Linked DNA regions of Mus musculus: region 1 is linked to region 2. The links are chromatin loops, found by intact Hi-C in ENCODE. Cell type or tissue: heart. All regions are shown on one strand. Links, peaks and the distances in the headings refer to the core of each region. The heading gives the core; the rest is flanking DNA. Region 1 has its middle 88 kb from the start of Gm40303. Region 2 overlaps Rbpj (recombination signal binding protein for immunoglobulin kappa J region).

Evidence for each region. Hi-C counts contacts between places; a loop is a spot of excess contacts. Peaks named below come from ENCODE experiments on the same cell type or tissue, not always from the same donor. Only the 100,000 strongest peaks of a DNase experiment are listed, where the experiment ranks them.
Region 1: a loop joins it to region 2, with 7 times the contacts of the local background. A loop is called at or near these places in 22 of 42 quality-filtered maps.

Annotation. Positions count from the first base shown.
Region 1 is chr5:53,348,938-53,360,573 of GRCm38, reverse strand. No RefSeq gene overlaps it. Among named protein-coding and RNA genes, the nearest start is that of Gm40303, 88 kb to the right of the region's middle. In heart, for the core only: no CTCF peak of the experiment used is centred there; a DNase peak (open chromatin) is centred at 5,333; H3K27me3 peaks cover 885 bases.
Region 2 is chr5:53,633,443-53,645,078 of GRCm38, reverse strand. It overlaps Rbpj (recombination signal binding protein for immunoglobulin kappa J region), which reads right to left. Exons shown (of 11, transcript NM_001080927.2): 3 at 9,022-9,117; 4 at 2,890-3,055. Among named protein-coding and RNA genes, the nearest start is that of Rbpj, 49 kb to the right of the region's middle. In heart, for the core only: a CTCF peak has its summit at 6,219; no DNase peak of the experiment used is centred there.

The DNA of each region.
Region 1 (11,636 bases), core at 1,649-9,648, 280 kb after region 2:
CCATTGCAGACAGCAGAGGCCTCTTGCCCTCTTGCCCGCTATGCCCCTTCATGACTATGCCCTCAACATCCCCCACCCCCACCCCCCAGCCAAAAAGTCCAGTCTTTCTACTCTGGAGCTGCTGAACTTCTAACCTGCTTAAGTGAAGACCCATCTGTCGTCCTTGACCCTGTGGTGTCCCCTCCACTCTCATCCCAACGGTGTGATGAAGACTGAGTGTAAGCCTGTGTAACACGCTAAAAATGCACGGCTGGCTGACTGTACTGTTAATGAGAAAGAGCGCGGTGAAAACCCGACGAGGTTGCTCACGCGGTCTCCCTTTCTGCAGCAGACCAAGTCTGGAAGCTTTTCCACACTTTTCCAGGGAAAGGGAGTCAGCCTCAAGCAGAGTAATCAGTGAAAGCTGCTTCTCCAACAGTCCCCAGGCGAGACTCCTGTGACCCTGTCCCGGCCAGAGTGCAGAGCCCCTTCGGGCAAGGTGACTCGTTGAGGTGATAAGTGTTCTCTGGAGTCTGGTTCTTTCTCAGAACTAGACTAGCTGGAGACAAAGGTTGTTCCTGCTCGCGATAAGCTTAAGAAGCCGCCTCTGGCTCTGGAGTTGATGCAATTACAACAGGAAAGGGACCTGGGGTTGGAAGGAACTCACGTAGGTAAAGGATCAGGTCAGAGCTAACCAGAAACTGTGGTCACCTCTCTGGGATGGCACATAGGTGGGTCAAAAAAGTTCATGGCCCCTGCTACTGTACCACCCAGAGGCCTGGCACAACCAGGCTGCTCCACTCACTCAGAAATAGCAGCCATGCCCCCACTAGCTCTCCCATCTCAGGAAGGCCTTCCTCATCTCACACCAGTGAGACCTGTCCTCACCACTCATCCTCTCCCTCTTCCAGGCCCCTCTGCGGCCTGCACATTCTCCTACCCAGTCTTTCCACATCAGAACGATGGAGTGTCTCCTTCTAAGGGACTTTGGCCTCTCACAGGGAGGAAGACACGTGCCCAGTAGGCCCTAAGGAAATGCTCACGGGGTGGACCAACAGACTCCTCATTCTTCCTTCAACTAAGCACATGTTCAAGATCCCCTCACAGGACTGCTTCATGCTCATCTAGAGCTCAGTGCTCTATTCCATCTTCCTCTGTAGCCAAATTACCCTACCCAACACACACACACACACACACACACACACACACACACACACACACACACACACACACACATACCACAGGCACACACAAACACCTTACACAAACACCACAAGCATACACCAAATACATACACACACATACACACACCATACAAACACCATAGGCACACACACACACCTTACACAAACACCACAAGCATACACCATACACACACACATACCACACAAACACCACAGACACACACATATCACATACCAGACACACACACATTACACACCACATACCATAGGCACACATCACACACTCACACACACATCACACCACATGTACACACCACACAACACCACATACTCATCATCACACACATACATACACCACAGGTACACACCAAACATAACACACCACTACACACACACACACACAACTCAACCACATGTACACACCACACAATATCACACATACTACACACCCCATACCACAGACACATACACCACACACAAACACCAGACACACCCACCAAACATACACACATCACACACACACAAACCGCAGTAAGAACCTCGTTAGTCTCTGAATACCAGGGATGCAAATGCCCTACAGATATCATGGTTCATTGTTTAACAAATGAGAACACTCAAGCCAAAGCAATCCAATCATTTGTACAAACTGACAATGCTTTAGGCTTTCTTTAATTTCTAACTGTATCTCTCCCCATCAATAATCGTGCTCCGTTTAATTTAGCCCAGGGCCCCACAGAGTCTTTACATACATACAGGTGAGTGAGTGTTCCCCTCAGAGAGAGAAGATTATATTTATCTATCTCTTAATACAAGGCAGGACTTGAGGGACCCCAAATGGAACAGGACATCATTTCAGGGAGATGTCCACACTCAACTTGGTAGGTTTTGGAAAGGCTTCCGAACACAAGCTGCTACTGCTGTGACCCCAGGCAAGGGCAGGTGACAGAGCAGGGGCAGGGGTGGGGGTGGGGGAGAGGCGGGGACACATGAGGCAGGGCTGGTGGTGGTGAGACAGGAGGTCACCTGTGACAGAGGAATGGATGGGGTTTCCCCTGAAGGTGCAGAGAGGGACGTGAGGCTGTAGGCTAGAGCCTTGTGTGGTGCAGCAGGAAGACACCCCGTCTTCAAGCCCTGCCATTTTAAAGGAACAAGGCTGCTGACATTTTGGGAAATGAGCAAACAGGACTAAGAGCTGGGGCCCACCAGAGCAGCAAGAGACAAAGGAAAGCTGAGAGTTAGCTCTTAGCTACAAGTGGAGGAAGAGGAATCCAGTTTCGAAAGCACGACAGGTTTTTCTCTTCCGGTCCTCATCTTCCAGTCCTCATCTTCCAGTCCTCATCTTCCAGTCCTCATCTTCCAGTCCTCATCTTCCAGTCCTCATCTTCCAGTCCTCATCTTCCAGTACTCATCTTCCAGTCCTCATCAGATTCCAGAAGTGAGAAAAATACAGATTCCTAAGCCAGTTGCAACCCGGCTCTACCCTTTTCTTTTTCTTTGAGATTTCCAGGTACACAGACATGGCAAACTTTGTGACTTCCTTGGTGACTGTCCCTTCCTGCCCCTGACCTCTGTGTCCTCTCCCAATGGCTTTGCCCTCCTGCAGTTTGCAAAGAACACAGGTGAAAAGAGGAGGAAGAATTGGAAAAAAATCCCATCTCCCATCCCCTGGGGGTTGTGGGGGGTGCTCTCTGATTAACCCGAATTTCAGATTTCTCTATTGTGTGTGCGTGTGTTGTGATTAGGTGGGTATGGAGGTCGGAGGACAGCTTGCAAGAGTCAGTTCTCTCCCTCCAATTTCTGTGGGTCCTGAGGATCAAACTCAGATTTTCAGGCTTGCTATGGGCTATCAGGGATGAGTCAACTTGCCAGCCCCCACATGATCCTCCTTAGAAATGCAGGCAGGGGTGAACATTGTCCAAGGCTCTCCCTTGGAATTCTCCCTGCAACCAATTTGAGAGCCTGTGCACAGGGGATGGGTTGGCCTCTCCCTTGCCCCCACCCCCACCCCGTGGCTCTCCAGTCATTCTTCCCTAAAGGCAGATGGGTATCTAGAAGTCTTTCACAAACGGCTCCAGGGGAACCCAGGAAGCTGTCAGCACAGACCTGGAGCCGAAGGGGTCAGCCTGGAAGTAATCCACTGGCGTGTGGCTTCTCCCCGAAAATAGATCCTAGGCCCACCACAGGCTTGCTGTTGTAAGACAAGGCAACCTTTGAACCAATTTAAGAGGTAGATTTTTCAGCCGGCAAAGCCAGTGCACATACACAGAAGAGTTTTAGAGCCCAGTGGAGGCTGAGTCACCAAGAGAGGACGGCTGGCTCATGAGACATCTCCCCGACTTGAAGGCTTCCAGGCCAAGAAGAGATTTGTAACCCGTGCAACACAGAAATAGCAGCCATGCCCCCACTAGCTCTCCCATCTCAGGAAGGCCTTTCTCATCTCACACCAGTGAGACCTGTCCTCACCACTCATCCTCTCCCTCTGCGGCCTACACATTCTCCGACCCAGTCTTTCCACTTCAGAATGATGGAGTGTCTCCTTCTAAGGGACTTTGGCCTCTCACAGGGAGGAAGAAACGTGCCCAGTAGGCCCTAAGGAAATGCTCACGGGGTGGACCAACAGACTCCTCGTTCTTCCTTCAACTAAGCACATGTTCAAGATCCCCTCACAGGACTGCTTCATGCTCATCTAGAGCTCAGTGCTCTATTCCATCTTCCTCTGTAGCCAAATTACCCTACCCAACACACACACACACACACACACACACACACACACACACCTCACACACACCTCACACAAACACCATACACATACACACACATACACACACCATACAAACACCACAGGCACACACACACACACACCTTACACTAAAATTAATAATAATAATAATAAAGTATTGTTTATGCCCAGAAAGAATTAACAAATCAACTCATAATAAAGTAAGACAATTATAATAATATAACCTAATAAACATTTTGTGAGTGTGGGCTCTCTCTCAAAATGTCTACCGTCTCTCTACTTAGAAGAAGCCCTGCGTGGCTTCTCCTTGGCACAGCCCAACCCACTACAATCCGCTCTTGTTCTCTGAGGATGAGGTCAAGGAAAGTGAGAGTTGCGAGGACCTTGGCACTATGACAATGCGCCTATCAATCTGAAAATGGAGTCAGCTGTCTATACGAAATGTTCCTCCCACTCCAAAGGGAAGAAGATAATTGATTCTTATATGATTCAAATACGAGTGACCATGGACTGGGAACACAGGTTCCCCTTGTCCCAGAATAATGCATCCCAAGGTGGAGACAGTTTGGAGAACTTTATAGCTAAGGACAGGATTAGGGACTCAGGCACTGTCTGGTAGCATTCTTGGTTTGGAGGTGGGTGAAGGTTAAGCTCTGGTTCCTGTATTCCAGCAGGATTTACCTGATCACAGGAAGGATGTTACTAAAGATAGGAATGATAAGAGGCTATTAAGCAGACCAAAGATAACCAAAGAGGAGCCTGGATCGACAGCATTCCAACTCTTCGTAATCGTTACATTTTAATCAGTTCATCAGCCCAGTGGACTCTTTAACATAGGTGTGGCTCTTTTCTTCTTCTTCTTCTTCTTCTTCTTCTTCTTCTTCTTCTTCTTCTTCTTCTTCTTCTTCTTCTTCTTCTTCTTCTTCTCCTTCTCCTCCTCCTCCTCCTCCTCTTCCTCCTCCTCCTCCTCCTCCTCCTCCTCCTCCTCCTTCTCCTCCTCCTTCTCCTCGGAACTCAGTTCACGCCCATCCTGAAATCAAATAACCCACTGCATGGTGGCTTCCAGAGGAGAAGGACCCTTTGTTGGGGGGGGGGGGCGGGGGAGGTTCTCAAACAACCAAGGTTTAACCACCTGCTCAGCATTTAACTGCTCAGAAGAGGCCAGATTAACCAAGCAAAAGACTCCCATGGATCCTTTGTGCCTCTATCAACCCAGCCAACTTCCCTGGAGCTTTGGGGACCATAGGGACAGTAATAAACTGAATTCCTGCAGTCCTCCGGAGGGATACACTCTGGCCGGTGAGAAAGGATGCTAGCAGGTCGAGTGAGAGGTGCTGAGGCCACAGACAGGACTTCCCCAGCTCCACCCTCCTCTTCTGGGACCCTCCCTCCTAGAGAAGTCATGGTCCTGTTTGCATGTGGCGTTGCTGCCCCCTCCTGGGAGATGCTGGCAGCTGCTCCTCATTCCCGAGCCGCCCAGCCTGTTCCAAAGCCTCTGTCTGCACTCACCATGGGGGTAAACTTTTTCATTGAGATCATTCCCATTAAAATCACCCAGGTCAGCCAGGCTGGTGGCTGTGGAGCAGGCCTGTAAGCCCAGCCTAGACAGGAGGATTTGGAGGTCGAGGATGGTCTTAACAACTTAGTGAGACTCTATCTCCTGAGAGTAAAAGCAAAGAGCAGAGACAGGATATTGCACTTGCTGACTTGATCAATATTAGTGGGGTGCCGGAGATGGGGGGGGGGAGGAGTGGAATCTATTAAACTTGTCTTCCTTCTTTTGGTTCATATTCCTTGGGTCTTCATTTAATCTGTCTTTTTGTCCCCAACCGGCAGCTCCCATCAAGAGTGGAGTTTGGCACACAGGGTGCCTCTGTGGCCTCAGGAAGGCAGGGACTGATGCTCCAGAGCCTATCAGCTCTGGCCACTTGGTGCCGTGGCACCCCTTGCCTGAGAGCAAAAAGTTCCTTGAACCTTGAACATTATGGGGGGAAGGGGGGGGGGGAGCGGTGCACACTTGCAGATCATCTGGGCCCTAAGGTACACCTGCTTCCAGACAGTGCTCTTGCCTAGCATGAATAAGCTTTGGCTTATAAAGTAGGCTGAGATAGCTGGGGCTAGCTCAGTTGGTAAACTCCACCTAGCCCTGGGCTCATCTCCAGCATGGCCTAAGACCCAGTGTACCAACATATGCTTGTAATCGCTCAGGAGCTAGAGGTGGGAGGGTCAGAAGTTCAAGGTCATCTTCTGCTGCACAGTGAGTTTGAGGCCACCTGAGGTACCGGAAATCCTGACTCTAAAATTAATAATAATAAAGTATTGTTATGCCCAGAAAGAATTAACAAATCAACTCATAATAAGTAAGACAATTATAATAATATAACCTAATAAACATTTTGTGAGTGTGGGCTCTCTCTCAAAATGTCTACCGTCTCTCTACTTAGAAGAAGCCCTGCGTGGCTTCTCCTTGGCACAGCCCAACCCACTACAATCCGCTCTTGTTCTCTGAGGATGAGGTCAAGGAAAGTGAGAGTTGCGGGGACCTTGGCACTATGACAATGCGCCTATCAATCTGAAAATGGAGTCAGCTAACAGGAGGGGCAGACCCTGCCTCCAGGCCAATTCATGCCCGAGAGGTGGTTCAGATGCTGTGAGATTCTAAATGTACTACCCAGAACTACTCGAACGGCAAGCAACTTAAAACTTATAATGGAAGCCGGGCGTGGTGGCGCATGCCTTTAATTCTAGCACTCGGGAGGCAGAGGCAGGTGGATTTCTGAGTTCAAGGCCAGCCTGGTCTACAAAGTGAATTCCAGGACAGCCAGGGCTATACAGAAAAACCAAAAGCCAAAAATCAAAAAACAAAAAACAAAAAAACAAAACAAACAAACAAAAAAAAACCCAACCAAACCCCCCCAAAAAAACAACAAAAAAAAAAAAACGAACAAACAAAAAACAAAGAAACAAAAAAATTTATAATGGTTTATTTCTGAAAATATCCCTTCACGCTTTTGGACCACTATTGGCTGTGTCCAGCTTGCTACGCTGTTGTGAGCCATTTCCACCACTCAGCCCATTTTGGGCTTCTCTAGCAGACATCAGACTATTGCTTAAACTCTGGTCCTTAGAACCCATGTAAGTAGAAGTATAATGGCACTTAAACTCTCTCTCTCTCTCTCACACACACACACACACACACACACACACACACACACACACACACACACACACGGGGGGGGGGGGGGGGGGAGGGGGGGGAGGGAGACGGAGATGGAGACACAGAGATAGAGAACAAAGTAACCAATCAGTCCTAGAGAAACAGAAAAGTAAAAAAGAAGTCAAGTTTGCTCAACCTGTGTAGACACCAAAGCCAAGTGGGGCCCCAGGTCCTGCTGCCAGGCCTGCCCTGCTCTACTGCTCCCTGTCAGGATCTGGCCTCTCTTTACTATGCTTAGCCCTTGCTCTTTAAGTAGTTTTCCAGCCTACAGACTACTCCTTTTCTTCAGTTGTCGGAGAAGCGACCTCCACTGGTGTTTCCTTTTAAGACCTTCTCCTTTGATTGTTTGGGGTATCTGTTTGTGTGATTTGTGTGAGGGCGGTTGTTTTGGCTTGGCATGGGGATGCTTTGTTCTTTTAGAGACAGATCTCAGGTATTCTGGGCTGGTCTCCAACTTGCTAAGTGGCTGAGTGACCTTGCGGTCTGATGATCCTGTCTCCACCTCCTCCTGTGCAGGGATTACAACTGCTGTGTCACCATACCCTCCTTACTTCTTACTCTCCCTGTCAGCAGGTACTTTACCCAAGCAGTCTATATCCCCAGCCTGCTCTTATTCTTAAAATTCGACTGACAGTCTCCTCGAGGATCAGCACTGCTCTCTGATGTTCTAAAGATAAAACCAATGGGCCCTTTAGTTCACCTTCTGGCCAGGTGATCTCTCAGTCAGGACCAGAGGCAGCTGCACTGTCACACAAACCCTAATTAATGGTGGCTTAAAGTGAAACAGTTAAATTCTCTTCTCAGAGTTTAGAGTTAGCCTTGACAGACTAGGGTCTGGGTCTTTCCTTCTGTTGTGTGGCATTTTCTTTTGAATGGAAACTTTCCATCTTGGGGTGTGTGGGGACGGTGCTCTGAGGACTCCAAAAGTTCTAATGGGAGGCCCACTAAGATTCAGGAGGTGGCACATGCCTTTAATCCCTGCACTTAGGAAGCAGAGGCAGGTGGATTTCTGAGTTCAAGGCCAGCCTGGTCTACAGAGTGAGTTCCAGGACAGCCAGGGCTACACAGAGAAACCCTGTCTGGAAAAACCAAAACCAAAACCAAACCAAAAACAAAAAAGGGAGTTAAATGACTTAGAAGTCTCTGGAAATCTCTGAAACTTACCAGATTCATAAGACCCCTCAGGCCCCAAGGCTGTAGATACAATAAGGGCTGAGGAGGAGACTAGTCGCTCCCACCTGCTCATCTGCCAGCTAGTCATACAGAGAGCTTCAGGGTTCCAGCTTTGGTAGTCGTCGTCCATGTTAGAGTGAGGTTTTGATAGAGCAGTGGCCTCTGAGTTGGTCATGATCCTGTAAGTATCCCCTCACCCATACCCAGTAAACAACCCCGATAATCTCGTTGGCTCACAAAGTTGGACTTTGCTGTAATCATTACCTTGGTCCATTGTCATTTCTGTATCTGGGACGAGAGGACATTTAGCCACATCTCTCCAGAGAAAGTGTTCGAACAGCACAGTTTTAGCATCCCGAACTTTGCCTCTTATCTCTAAGGTCATCTCGCAGCTGTAAGATGGCCGCTGTGGGGTAGATTCCACAGTGACATTGCTCTCAGCAGAAAGGAAGGAGCAAGAGCAAAGAAAAGGTACTTCATAGTCTAGTCTGGGCTTGGTTGCTTTCTTACCTGTCTCCAGAATTCCCAACCCATGACTTCTTTCATGTATCTCCCTGTTGTCTCAAGAGGGTTTTCGGGTTAAGTGCATTGAAATCTTGAGTGGTAGAGGGATAGATACAGTTAGTGTGAATAAAGAGAACAGATGAGCATCACCGAGAGATGACTCCGCCCAGGTTGCCTTCCATAGCATCCTTTGCCTCCTCCAGCCACTGCTCTGACCTCCTTGGGGTTAGAATTCACCCACTGAGTTACCTTCCCTGTCAGCTGGAGTCCACAGTGCAGGGGACTGGACCTGGCTGTCAGAGGTGCTTGGGCATGGCTTGCTATCGCCTTTCCACATCTCCAGAGGCTCCAGAACTCGGGGTTCCAGACCCAGTCATGGATTTGATCGTTTCCTGTGATCAAATGAGACATATAATAAAGTAGTTAAAGGTGGCAGTCATGATAACTGTAACAGCTCTAAAATGGTCCATTAATAGTAATAAAGTTATATCAAATTTGGATGCAGATATTAAATATTTGTATATGATGTGTTGGTTGACAGGTAGGTAGAAAGAGGGATGACAGAAAACAAACTCGATACCTTTTTTTTTTCAGCGAAGTAACCCCCAAGAAAGGTTAATTCTCTTCTTCTTTTTTTTTTAAAGATTTATTTATTTATTTTATGTATATGAGTACACCATTGCTCTCTTCAGATACATCAGAAGAGGGCATCAGGTCCCATTACCGATGGTTGTAAGCCACCATGTGGTTGCTGGGAATTGAACTCAGGACCTCTGGAAGAGCAGTCAGTGCTCCTAACCACTGAGCCATCTTTCCAACCCTATTCTCTTCTTATAATTAACTGGATGTTGTAAGAAATCAAAAGGATAAGAAGACTGTATGTAGTATTTAGAGCTAAAAAGAATTGAGAGCTCGGAAGCTGTTCATTTGTTCTCAGAGAGGAAACTTTTCTTTCTCAAGGAGGCTCTCCTGGGCTTCTCCTCTCACTCGTGGGACCTTTCTCTGCAGGCCTGTATGCACATTCTTCCCCCAGACTGGACTGTCCTTCTCCTCACTGCCCAGCTCTTTCTAATTATTATTTGGATCTCTGTTCAAGTGTTGGTCCTCAGATAACAGCCCCACCCCCAGCCCACTAGCCTAGATGGACTCCAGCAGCAGGCTAGCCTGAGCTTCTTCCCCTCCTCAGTGCAGCGCATTGATCCATTGAGTTCCTGCAGGGGACTGGGAAGAGCTGCACACTTGTGTTTGTGACCCTGGTCTATGCTGCTGTGACGACCTTCACTGAAGTTTAAGCATCTCCCAGGGATTATAGACACTGAACTCCCAAATCCATGTGAGGCCCGCTCCCCCATGTCTGACCTATAGTATAATACATAAGTTGAATAAAACTGCTCGGGCATCTAAAACTCAGCAAGGTTACCAGGAGCTCTCCAGCGTTCCCTGAGGGCCTCTCCTCCTCCCTCTCCCTCCCCCGTTCTCCTCGCCCTCCTCTCCCTTTCCTACACCTTTCCCACTTCCTCTGTCTTCTACCTCAGGAAATGGCAGCATCTACCCACTCTGCTCCCCCCTCCCCTTAGAACTGTCCCTCTCATTCTTCCAACACAGCAAGTTCTGTCCTTTCAGGCTATCAGGAATCTCTCGTGTGGGAGGGGCTAGGCAAGGATGGCAATTGATGGCTACTAGGGACATTTTTCTTCGGAGGTGTGGTCACTGGTAGGTTGCCCATGGTCCAGTGGATGGCACTACACTATGCAAAGCTAATTGGATTCAGTGGCTTATTTCAAAAGAAGGAGGAGAAAGAGGAGGAGGAGGAGGAGAAGGAGGAGGAGGAGAAGGAGGAGAAGGAGGAGGAGGAGGAGGAGGAGGAGGAGGAGGAGACATAAAGTTGGGAAGGGGATACAGAGGGGGTGGAATGGGGAAGTGAGTTGTGGATATGATCAAACTATATTTTACATATGTATGAAATCCCTAATGAAATACATATATATATAAAACCTTCCATTTGCTCTCATTTGGATTGCCTTATTTCACCTCGGCAAGTAAATTCTATCCATAGTTCCAGCAACTTAAATCTGTCCTCCACATTACAGCCAGTGTGACCTCTTGAAGCACCAATTTCATCAAGATCCCCTTCTTCCAGACTCTTCCCCATTCTCCCGCAGAAACAAACCCAATGGATCAATGTGGAGGCCCACAATGGCTGGAAAGCCCACAGTACCTACATCTGGAAATGGAAGTAGACAGTGGAGCTTATGAGAAAGAAAGGAAGATATCTTTGGGCTTAACATTCAGGGATCTGAGGGCTGTGTTATATCCATATCCATGCAACCTGACTCTGTTTCCTCATTACGTCAATATGTGGATAAGAGGAGAGTCTCTGTAAGCCAGGCCGACATCCATACACCTAGTGTAAATGTCACACTATACATGTACTACTACAAACCTCCAAATCTAGCCTCTAAAATTGAACATGCATATAGGCTATCTCATCTCCCTACAAGTCACCTCTTCAGAGCCTGTCTTATAACAATGTCACCAACATACGCAGAAGTTGAAAAATAGTATAGTTAACTACTAAAAATATTATTTTTCTAGACTTTGTGATATTCATTTCATTTCTCAGCTTTTTAGAAGTGGTTCTGCTGAGGTCTCGTTTTCACTGTCCATTATTAGCTTACATCCTTAATTTTATACTCCAAGTTTGAATAATTATTTAAAGAAGACCCAAAGTTACATCAATGTCAGACCTCATGAAATATGTGTCTGCCCTTGAACAAGAGTATGGCACTTACAGACACTCAGAAGAAAGATGCTAAAAGATCTGTAGAAAGAAAGAGGT
Region 2 (11,636 bases), core at 2,279-10,278:
GTGTGATCTGATGCCATCTTCTGGCATGCAGGTGCACACACAGAGCACTCATATACATTAAATAAATAAATCTTAAAAAAAAAACCCTCTATGATCCATATTTACTTTATATAGTTTTACATTTCACAATCACCACTCAATGTTACAGCAATTTGATTTTTGTAGTGAAAAATTGATGACTATCTGCAACAAAAGTAATAAGATTATAATTTAGTGAACTATGTATGTAAAAAAAAAAACCTACTGGTTGCAGTTTCAAAATAGCTCATAAAATGTTTCTGTTTATATGGCTGAACACTGTGGTAGCCACTTATGAAACTAAGGAAAACAATGTTAGACTGAACGGGAACATAAAACGTTCTGGATGTTTTTCAGGATATACTAAAGAACTATTTTAACAATAGATTAACTTTGTTTAGTGGGTTTACTCATACACTCTCCAAAAGAATCAAGTTTAAGAGTACAAAAGAAAACATCATTTGTTGAAATGTCTAAAATGCTACAACTTCACCTGTAGGTAACAGCTCTAAAACCCCCCTATTTTCGTAATCACTGTGAACTAAAGGGCTGGGCCAAGATACTGACTTCTTTTACCAAGCAGAGAAAATGATGTCTAAGTTTTATTTTTTTCTGGATTCCCCCCCCCCCCCGCCCACCCCCAGGATAGGGTTTCTCTGTGTAGCCCTGGCTGTCCTTGACTCAGAAATCTGCCTGCCTCTGCCTCCCAAGTGCTGGGATTAAAGGCGTGTGCCACCCCTCCCAACAATGTCTAAGTTTTATTTGAACTATTTCTTCTGTGTGCTCCTTTTAAAATGCAGAACAAGTATCATTCATTCATTAGAAAGTAGCTAGTGAACTCTAGGTCTTTGTTCTTAAAATTTTACCAATACAGAGTGTTAGTAATAGATATACTGCAATAGTTTGTCTCTATAACAAAGTTACATAAGAAAATTTAAATGTGATTTTGAACAGTCTAAATTTTGAAAGGCCTTGCTGTGCAGAAGGCAAAATAAGATAATAACAATAAAAGCTAAATACAATAAACTGTCCTTTGCAGTGGTGGTACTCTTACACACTTAGATATGGCATATATGCATACATAGATAGTTCTATCATATTTTTAAAACACTAGCTAAAGGTCAAAACTAGAACTGTTCTGCTTTGGAAGATAGGATAAAGTCAATGTACTAAAGCAGACAGTCCCAGAACAAAATTTGTATTTAAACAAGGGAACTTCACCCTAACGGGAAGACAGGCCTAAGATCAGATCAGTTAATTCTGAGCACTAACATTATTGGGTACAATCTGTGTCAAGAAAGAGAAGATGCTGTCCGGCCAGCATATGTAAAACATGAACAAGGGCTGCTGAGGTAGCTCACTGGAAGGCACTTGCTGCCAGCTTTACGATCACTCCAGGTCTTACTTACATGGTGAGGACACACACACTCCTTTGGGGAGTCCTTCACTTCCTCACATGTGCATGTGCATTTGTATCCTGTCAACATCCAGGACTTATGTAATAAGGTCTAACACAGACAGAGGGGAGGGCTTCGTGCAGAGATAGCCCCCACAGAACTTAGGACAATTAATGATGCTATTGATTGGGTGGCTTTAGTATTACTTCACTGGAAGGTAAATGACTGAAAGCTAGAACTGGTTAAAATGAGAATATATTCAGCCAACACAATCACAATTGGTTACATCTACTCATTAAAGAACTGAATGTCTAGGTGTGCAGTGTGCTGTATGTAACTCCAGAAATTATTTAACAGGAGAATAAATCGACTGTATTATTTTAAAGTTCAAGGGTCATAATTTAAAGTGGTTTACTGCTCTGCTCTCTTTTACAACAAGCATTTACTATTGTAATAAATATTACACCAAACCTTATCTAAAATCCATGTTATTGACTAAAAACTATAAAGACCTAATGACAAATATCCAGATTTGAAGGTTAGGTTTAGGGGTCTTCTTAAATATGATTAAGAATGCTAACCCCTAGCTTACGCCCTCAACACTCCTATCCTCATGCCAAATACAAAACATAAATATCAGAATAGCCAGCTAAAAGTTACTAAATAAGGAAATAGCTTTTATATGATACTTTGGGTGCTATGTAGTCACTGAGATTAGAATCATTTTCAAAACTTCAATATTAAGACAAAACACTGAATTAGCCGGGCGTGGTGGCGCATGCCTTTAATCCCAGCACTTAGGAGGTAGAGGCAGGCGAATTTCTGAGTTCGAGGCCAGCCTGGTCTACAGAGTGAGTTCCAGGATAGCCAGGACTACACAGAGAAACTCTGTCTTGAAAAGGCAAGCAAACAAACAAACAAAAACCAGAAAAAAACCCACTGAATTTTAGTAATAAATGAACAAACTGTTCTTCTGAATTAAAGTAGTATACATACAGAAAGCCAGTAGACAGAGCATTCTCTGTGTAACTTGTGTTCTGGACTGGTATTGGTTAGCCAAGGCCACTAGGCCCAGACCCATGCTCTATCATGTGTTAGCAGCTACTTCCCAGCAGGGGATGAAGATAGGAACACAGAATAAACCAAAGCTGAGAGACACATTTTCATAACTATCCGAGTATTACAATACTGCCAGGTAGAAAATGAGGGATTAGTCTCCCAATAGAAATCTGACTTACAACTAAGACAGGCAGGAAGCTGGAGAGGCCTCCTGGTGCTGCCTTTAAATGCTACCCCGCACACTATGAGCCAGCAGGCCATAGCTGTCCTGAAGGTATACTTGTGATTCTGATTTACACATTTAAACAGTCACTGTTAAAAGCACTAAAAATAAGTGCAATAAGCACTGGTATGGAAAAAACTAAAATAAATAAACACTGCAAGAATGAAGGCAGAGTGTACATTTTGAATTTACCTTCCCTTCCAAGTTCAGCTGCTGCATTTCTTGGTCACTGTTTCCTATTCCAATAAACGCACAGGGTTGAGACTCTTGTTCAGAACATCCATCTCGTTCCATTTGCTCTTTTTTTTTCTTCCAACCACTGCCCATAAGATACACACAAGGAGGAGGGCAAAAAAATCTGGGGAAAAAAAGTGGCAGAAAAAAATTAAATTCAAGATCATATTTCATCTTTTAAAATATGAATTCAAAGTCATACTTCAATGTACTAAATTGGTCCCTAACATAGCACTTTGGTCATTTATAAAGCAAACTGTCAAGTCAAAAGGACTGATATAAAGACTTTCTTATCTGTTCTAATACAATCTGAGGACTTACTTATACCATCAGTTAGATTGGTCCTGCTTTAAGCAGAACTGTGAATTCTCATAGCTCAAGGCTCTGAACTACTCTACTGGAATTTGGCAAACAAGACACAGATATAATAAATCACTACAGAATCTGTGATTACTAAGTCCTAGCCAAGACAGCAGCATCATCAATTTTAATGCTACTCTTGTTATATTACATCTAACTTTATTTGGTAATTTACCTGGATTACTAGCATTAAAGTAACACCCCAAGTAAGGCAACTAAGGAAGACGACAAAACAGATGCTTGATCTGAGTTCTACAGAGTCCATGTCTATGTACCTTAGCTCCTGAACACCGGGTTTCAGGACTGAGAAACATCTTGGACTGAAAGAAAACTACACTGTATTGTTTCTGCTCATGATTACTAAAAGATTTGCTCTTCTGTATGCCAAAAAGCATCCTCCCAAGTTCTCTCCACATACAATGACTCTGTCAAAACCTAACAATCAAATTATGAATTTATCTCTAACTGTAGAGCAGAATGTACTTCCCCAATGATATATAATGTACCTTTGCCTAATGATAGCCACCGATATGTACATACCTTAAAATGTGTGTCCTGTCCCTTTGTAAAGAGGCCTGAAAACTCAAATGACTAGTAACCAGGCAAGCAGTATAAATGATGAACTAGGTAGGTCTGTAGTTAACATGTAGGAGTATCTTACACAAAGAACTACCTTCCTTCCCCTCTTTCTTAAAACAAAAGGCCCTCATGGTGATTCCTACTTTTTGTATAGTTACGAATACAGAAAAGTGTTTCTTGATTCTGATAATCCTGCTATAAGCAAAACAGCCTCACTGTAACAATAATCAACTACCTGTGCCAAGTTCCAATCATAAGAAAGCAACAGGGAAAGATGACCAAGCACGTGGCTCTGTACTAACACTGCTGAGCTACAAACACAGGCCTCCTACTGGCCAGTGACATCTTCTAGTCAATTGACACTGGGAATCAAGTTTACCTGAAACTCAGACTAAGAAAAGTAAATTGTATTGCTGAGCATAGTGGTACACACCTTTAATCCCAGTACTTTGAATGCAGAGGCAGGCGGATCTCTGTGAATTTGAGGCCAGTCTGGTCTACACAGTGAGTTCCAGGATAGTCAGAACTATATAGAGGTCGAGATAGATAGATAGATAGATGATAGATAGATGATAGATAGATAGATAGATAGATAGATAGATAGATAGATAGATAGATAGATAGATAGATACACAAGTGAACAAATAAAATATGCACCTGTGCATAAAGTCTCAGGTCTATGAGGAGGTAAACCAAGAATAGCATTTACTTAACAGCCTCCAAATGTACTGGCACTTTCTTTTCACAACCCTGGTCAGGTGCTAATCCTACTATAAACCAAACAGTATAAGAAGTGAGCTGGGATTATTTAGTATTTATTAGTTCTTCAAATACTTAATATATCCCCAGGTATAAAAACAACAAAATCAAACAAAGTCACTCTCCTCATGGAACTTACACTCTAATAGGAGGGGGTGGGGGTGGAGGTGGGGAAAGGATGGGTATGAAGTTAATATAGAGACTCTGTTAGCTAGTAGGAAGTACTTACAAAATAAAGCCAGGTTAGGGTGACTAAAATATGGACTGTCTGAGGCAGCCAGGGAAAACTTTGCAGCATTTAAAATAAAGGAAGACAAAGCATATAGAAGCCGTGGCTGGTTAGAAGGGGATCAACCATGGAGAGGAAGTTGGGGGCAAAAAGGTTGAGTAGCCCAAGTGTGTCCTAGAGAGGAGAGTGTGGAGTATAGAGTAGGAAGCCTCTGGGTGTTTCTGTAATACTTAATTAAGCAACACAAAACAAGAGGAGCTTTTCAAGCTTGCATGTTCACACTTGGGAACAAGGATATCAAGGTCATGGCCCAGGTACTGGTCCCAGGACCATGTCACTCCAAGTTTGTAGAGATGCTTATACTGGCTGGGCATATTTTGTAATTGGTTTAGTTTACTTCTATGCCAGGGATCTTTCAGGCTTTTAATGGCAGAGGCTACCAAATGCATAGCAAGACACATCTCAAGTACCTAGGCTAATACACTCTCAGGAACTTCATCCCACGTTAGTATTTTATTGGACACTGAATTATTAAAACTCCTTGGTGAATTGGTATTATCAAATCTGAATGATTTGATATTAGTAATGATTAATACATTATTACAAAGTACTTTTATTTCATATCTGAAGGCTATATGCACACAGAAATGATAAAGGAATGAATATTTGGAATATTTATAGAAATGTGATAAAAAAAAATCACAGAAAATTAACAGCATAAAATTGACTAATTTTAGTCAGACTAAAAGGTATCTATATAAAACTCTGATGGAACCCGGCAATGGTGGTATAAACCTTCAATCCCAGCACTTCAATCCCAGGCAGAGGCAGGCAGATTTCTGAGTTTGAAGCCAGTCTGGTCTACAGACCGAGTTCCAGGACAGCCAGGGATACAGGGCTACACAGAGAAACCCTGTCTTGAAAACACATACACATACACACACACCACAAACAAACAAACATCTCTGATCGAAACCAGGCATTAGGGGTACATGCCTTTAAACCTAGCACTCACAGGCAAGGTAGGCAGATCTCTGTGAGTTTGAGGCCAGCCTAGTCTATTCAGTGAGTTCCAGAACAACATAAACAAGGCTAGGGATATAGTCTGACGAAACAAAAAACCCACTGATCAAGATTCTACCTTGAAAGTTTTTTAAGAATACAATAAAAACAGACTTTCCAATAGTCTATGGAATAAAAGTGCATATTATAATTAAACAAACAACAATTAAAATGCATTTCTGTGTTTGAAACTGACTTTTAACAGCGGTCAAACTTTTAACTGTCTTATCAAACAATGTCTCCTTTTTACTTTCTTTTCTTTTGGCATCTTTTAGCTGACAAGCAATGCTATTCTATCCCACTTGGTGGCGATATATGCACATTTAAGATTTTACTCATTGCAAAATTTAGTCATAAAGTGAATGATTTAACAACAATCCCTTCCCCTCAAGTCCTGTGAACATACATGGGGGAAAAACCCAATAGGTTAAAAAAAGGGCTTTTATTTAGCTTGGTATGACAATTAAGTTTGGTTAGACGAAATCCAAACTTGTCACCACTGAAGGAACACCTGGGAGCTCCTGGTCCATCAATTACCCCAGGTAACACTTACTAGTGTCAGTAACTGTCCCAAGAGCACCTCTCATATAATTGTTCAGTAGACAATACTGAACACTAATGTCATATCAGTCTACCTATCCATCTACCTACCTACCTACCTACCTATCTATTTAATCTATCTGTCTATGGCACAGCTATCAATACCAATTTACGCCTTTTAAATGAAATTTCCTGGCCAGATAATTTTAGCATTATTTACTGGAATTACTTTCTATGACAGATGTGGCCAAAGTGTCTGTGGCCACGTCCCAAGGTTATTTCATGTCTCACTCATACCTCAGCAACTCTTTAAAACAGCCTGAACCAATATCATCAAGGAGGACAGACTTTCCTCCTCTTTCCAGAAAATGGAGAGCAGATCCATCACCTCTTTAATCCTCAAGGAAGCTTCAGGAAAACCAGCCAGCCACACCCCTCTCTGTCTCTGTCTCTCTGTCTCTCTCTCTCTCTCTCTCTCTCACACACACACACACACACACACACACACACACACACACACACACACACACAGAGAGACAAGCAAGCACACATATTTACCCTCCTTGGAAGCATTTTAATACACATGATTCAAAAGACAAAAGACAGAGGAAAGTAGTTACTATAACATATTCATTCTTTTTCTTGGAGGCTAAAACCTAAAATTCTTCAAGTATTTAATGGGGTTATGGGTCGACTAAGCCATACCTAAATAATAGAAGGTTAAAAACAAACAAACAAACAAACAAAAACAGGCTACCACAATAAAGACAATTATTAAAACGTTTATAATTCTTGATAAGCCGCTGCAGCCCTGTGGTCCTGTATTTCTTACAATAACTAGCAAACCCTTATAACTTCAGAAGGCCTCAGCCATCCGACATAAAATTAAATGCCATGTGACTTTGTATAGGTCTAACTAATTAGACACTAGCAACTAACATAATTTAAAAAGGGAGTAAGTGAAGAAAATTATCTAACTGATAAGAGGCTTTGTCAAAACTCCAGAGACTGAAAAGCAGAGGCAGCACTGCCTGTGTTTGAGCCCAAGTGACTAGTGTGATTGCCCCATGCTTCAGTGAGGGCTAGCCTGGCTGGTCTCACCTAGCCAAGGATGGATGAGAAGAGTGAGTGAGGTTCACAAGGACTATGCTTTTTGAGGCACCTTATTCCTCGGCCCTGACACCCTGCTGTTGCTAACCCACAGAAGGCGGTAAAAAGTAAGGCAGCATCAACACTACACCCAGGAGATAGCACATGCCTGTGGGATTTCACGTCATACAAATAGCTTAATGTGACTTCCTATTTTTTTGAAGCTACAAAAATAAAAGAATTTTAAAACCCTGGAATTAGTTGTAGGAGTCCCAATGCTGGTACCAAGGATAACAATCAATTGAAGCCAAGGCAGCACATATGTTTAGAGTTTCTTAGCTTCATTTCCTTTAAAATGCATATTAAAACCCTAATACTGGTAGAGTACTTCCCTGGTTCAAGACCAGAGTTGCTAGGCAATCTTCTCTATTTCACCTCAAAAAGCATAACTGGCCTTAAACAGCATTCTTCAGTGCTAAGAAGCATTCCTGTTTTGCTTAGAAAACAACTGACTAGTGCGAACTCAAGTTCCCAGAAAAAGGTCACACCCATGTCACCAAGGCTGACTGATTATAATGCCACAACTGTCGAGAGTTGGAATGTTGCAAACTCAGGGCTAAATTCTCTTGGGCTATCTTTAGTCTCAACAGTCATTCACCTGTGCCTGACCTAAGAGCCGGTGGCTATCACATAAAATCTTCTAGATGTATTATCAGACTACTGGCTTACACCAACTCAACAGCCAAGGATGTCATCCGACAGCAGTATACCCCTTAGCTGTAACCCAATAACCAAGAAAGGTTTCTTGATTTATAACTTTATTTTCTATAACTTTACAAACCATATTCACATTACAACACAGCATTTGAGGTGACCTACATCTGTGTTCCTAAGCCATGACCATTTATTTACACTTAGCTCTAGAACTGAGAACACACTACACACATACACTAAATTTTCTTATTTAAAAACCCAAACCTAGAAATTCATCTAGGGCCAACTTAATGAACAAAGAGTTGGTTTTTCACATCAACTTCTATGTTTAACTAAAAATCAGTAATCAAGTTTCACACATCAAGTAAAACAAAATAGGGCTGGGTTGGAGCTCATTAAAGAACATTTTAATAAGAGAAAGGCCCAAGATTCTACTCCTACTACCCACTCCACCCCCTCTTACCTACATTAAAAAAAAAAAAAAAAAGATTTTTATTTATTTATAAGTAAGTACACTGTAGCTGACTTCAGATGCACCAAAAGAGGGCATCAGATTTCATTACGGGTGGTTGTGAGCCACCATGTGGTTGCTGGGATTTGAACTCAGGACCTCTTACTCCATGAGCCATCTCACTTGCCCTTTTTCTTTTCTACTATGCAAATGAACCAAGGAATAGAACCAAGTCTCAAACATAAATGTAAATCATATGCAAATTATAAAATAAGCACTATTTGCCCCAAATGCTCAATAATCTTACCGTTTTTCATTTCCGTAAGACTTCTGTGCAACTTTTGCATGAAGAATGAGCACTGTTTGATCCCCTCGTTCTTTTAAATAATTTCGCATAGCTTCCCTGTAATCAAATATAAAATTACTATTGTAGGGAGGGTGTTTTTGTCAAAGCCTTCTTTCACTCTAGCAGATGAGAGGAATGCTTATGAACATTTCTTAAACAAACAAACTTAAACACAAAACCAGAAACAATTGCATGAGCTTCCTTAAAAGATCCTGTGCTAAGGAAATACAAACCCACCTTCACTCTGCATTTTGGCTGTTAAAATACAATTAACGTTTACACTGGTAATATAGTTAACTGACTTTCTCTATAGCTTATCTTGCTCCTCTACCTTCTCCCTTAAGTCACAACCAAACATCAAATCACCCAAACTTCTACTGCCTGACCCGAAACTAACAGTCTCCCAAAGGATTTTGTTAAATATATTAAAAAGATGCTAATTGAAAATTTTGAAACATATTAAACGTTCAAAAAATTGAACATTATATCAAATGAAAACTGCCACATGCTTATTAAGTAATGTTTTATAAAAATTTCAATGTATATATATATTTATTTACCTAAGTTAAGTGCCACATAGGAGGGGAAAAAAAAAAACTCTACAGGTTTAAGTAGAATATCAAGTCTTGAGATATTTTACATATCACAAAATTAAAGTCAGGATAATCAATGAATATTTTTAATAAATTTAAATTAAATTTAACTTACATTATAAATAAAGACAATCCAAATGACAGTCAAAACTGTCAGCTGTCATCAAGTCATTAAATGTAGGGAATTATAGATTTGTGTCACTTTTACACTGAACTCCTTGGATAAACCACAGAGCCTCACCCAGCTTTTACTTTCAGAATCTGAATACAGGAGCTAAGAGCCACCTGGTTCAGGGTGGCTAAAGGGGTCTAATGAGAAAACCAAAATGACATTTATTCTTACTGAGAAAAATGTTTTAGCTGCAAGGCATGGAAAGTGTACACAGTGCAGGCAGAGTATGGACCTCTTCCACTGAAGGCACAGAACCGAATGGAGCAGTGCACTCCTAGCAAGGGCATGGCAGAGCCAGTGCTGAAACAGGTGTCTACCTAGGTCAGGGAGTAGGGGACAGAGGACCATGCACAGGATCTCTCTCAGTATTGAACAGACTGCCAATAGCAAGGGTACTGGGGCATAACTACTGGAGATGAGTGACAGCTCAGAGAATAAGATGGGGGTGGAGATTATAAAATAAAAAACAGCAGCTGAGGATATGGCTTGGTGGCTAAAACTTTTACAAGAGGGCCAGATTCCCAGACCTCATCAAAATGCCAGGTGAGCATGGCGACCCGCCTGTAATTCCTTGCCTTGAAGGCAGAGCCAGGAGATCCCTGGAGCAAGACCAGGTATACAGGCATGGTGAAAGTGGAAGAGAGACTGAGGAAGATTCCGTAATACACATGAAAAAAAGGAAAAGCCAAAACAAGATAAAAACAAAAGTTGAGAGAAGTCCAACACCCTGTCAAAATTTGTACACAGGTCCCACCGTAATACACATGAAAAAAAGGAAAAACCAAAACAAGATAAAAACAAAAGTTGAGAGAAGTCCAACACCCTGTCAAAATTTGTACACAGGTCCCAGTCATGGAACTTGAACTGCAAGCACATTTTCTAAATTACATTCTACTAACAGTATGATCTCTGCCATGTCACTTAGTCATTATTTGTTTATATGTTTATCAGGTTATGTGTTTGCTTTTCTTATCTTCCCAGACACACAACAGAGGCTTCAAGTAAAAGAGCTCTGCCTCAGTTCTTGTACTTGATACCCAGGCTGGATTGAGGGCCCAGGCCCAGTGGGAGAGGATGCAGCTCATCTTAGAGAACTGATTGATGCTGCTAGGAAGGGAGGGAGGAATAGGACTCCAGGGGATGGGGGGTGTGGGGGAGACAACATTTGGAATGTTTAAAAAAAAAAAAAAAGACTGAAACTGTGAAATGAGGCTGTGCTGGTTAACTTTTCTAAGCAAGCATATTAATATAACCAACATAACCAAACACAGTTAAGTTACTTTCCTGAAATGATACAGAAGAGGCAGGAATTAAAGTTTAGCTATCTCAAGGACAAAGTTGTACCACTGGTAGTACAACGGCTAAGCCACATCTCAGCTATGAAACAAGGGTCTAAATCTTAACTCTGTTACTCTTGAATCTGAGGTTTCTCTCCTCCGTGAAGTTACTGGAAAAGAGAAAAAAAAAATAACAAACCTAAAAGCCAGTTAGCCCCAACTCCCAACAAGGAGGTCCTGTAAGCAAGCTATAGGTATCATTACTGTTGTCAATGTTAAGAGCCGTTCCAAGCTCTTAACTATATACACATGCTGCAGGAGAGAGTGAGCATGGGGTCCCATGAAAGCTTTGTAGGCATGTTGCTAAGACCTGGGGATGCACACTGCCTTAGGCTTCTGACTTAAGCCTCAATGCACTGTGAGCAAGAGGCTTTTGGGAAGAATTTGTCTGCATAGGCTGACTGACCAAACCAAAAACATGGGGAGGTTGAAATTTTTTTTCAGAGTCCAGTTACAATCTATTTGGGGCTATCA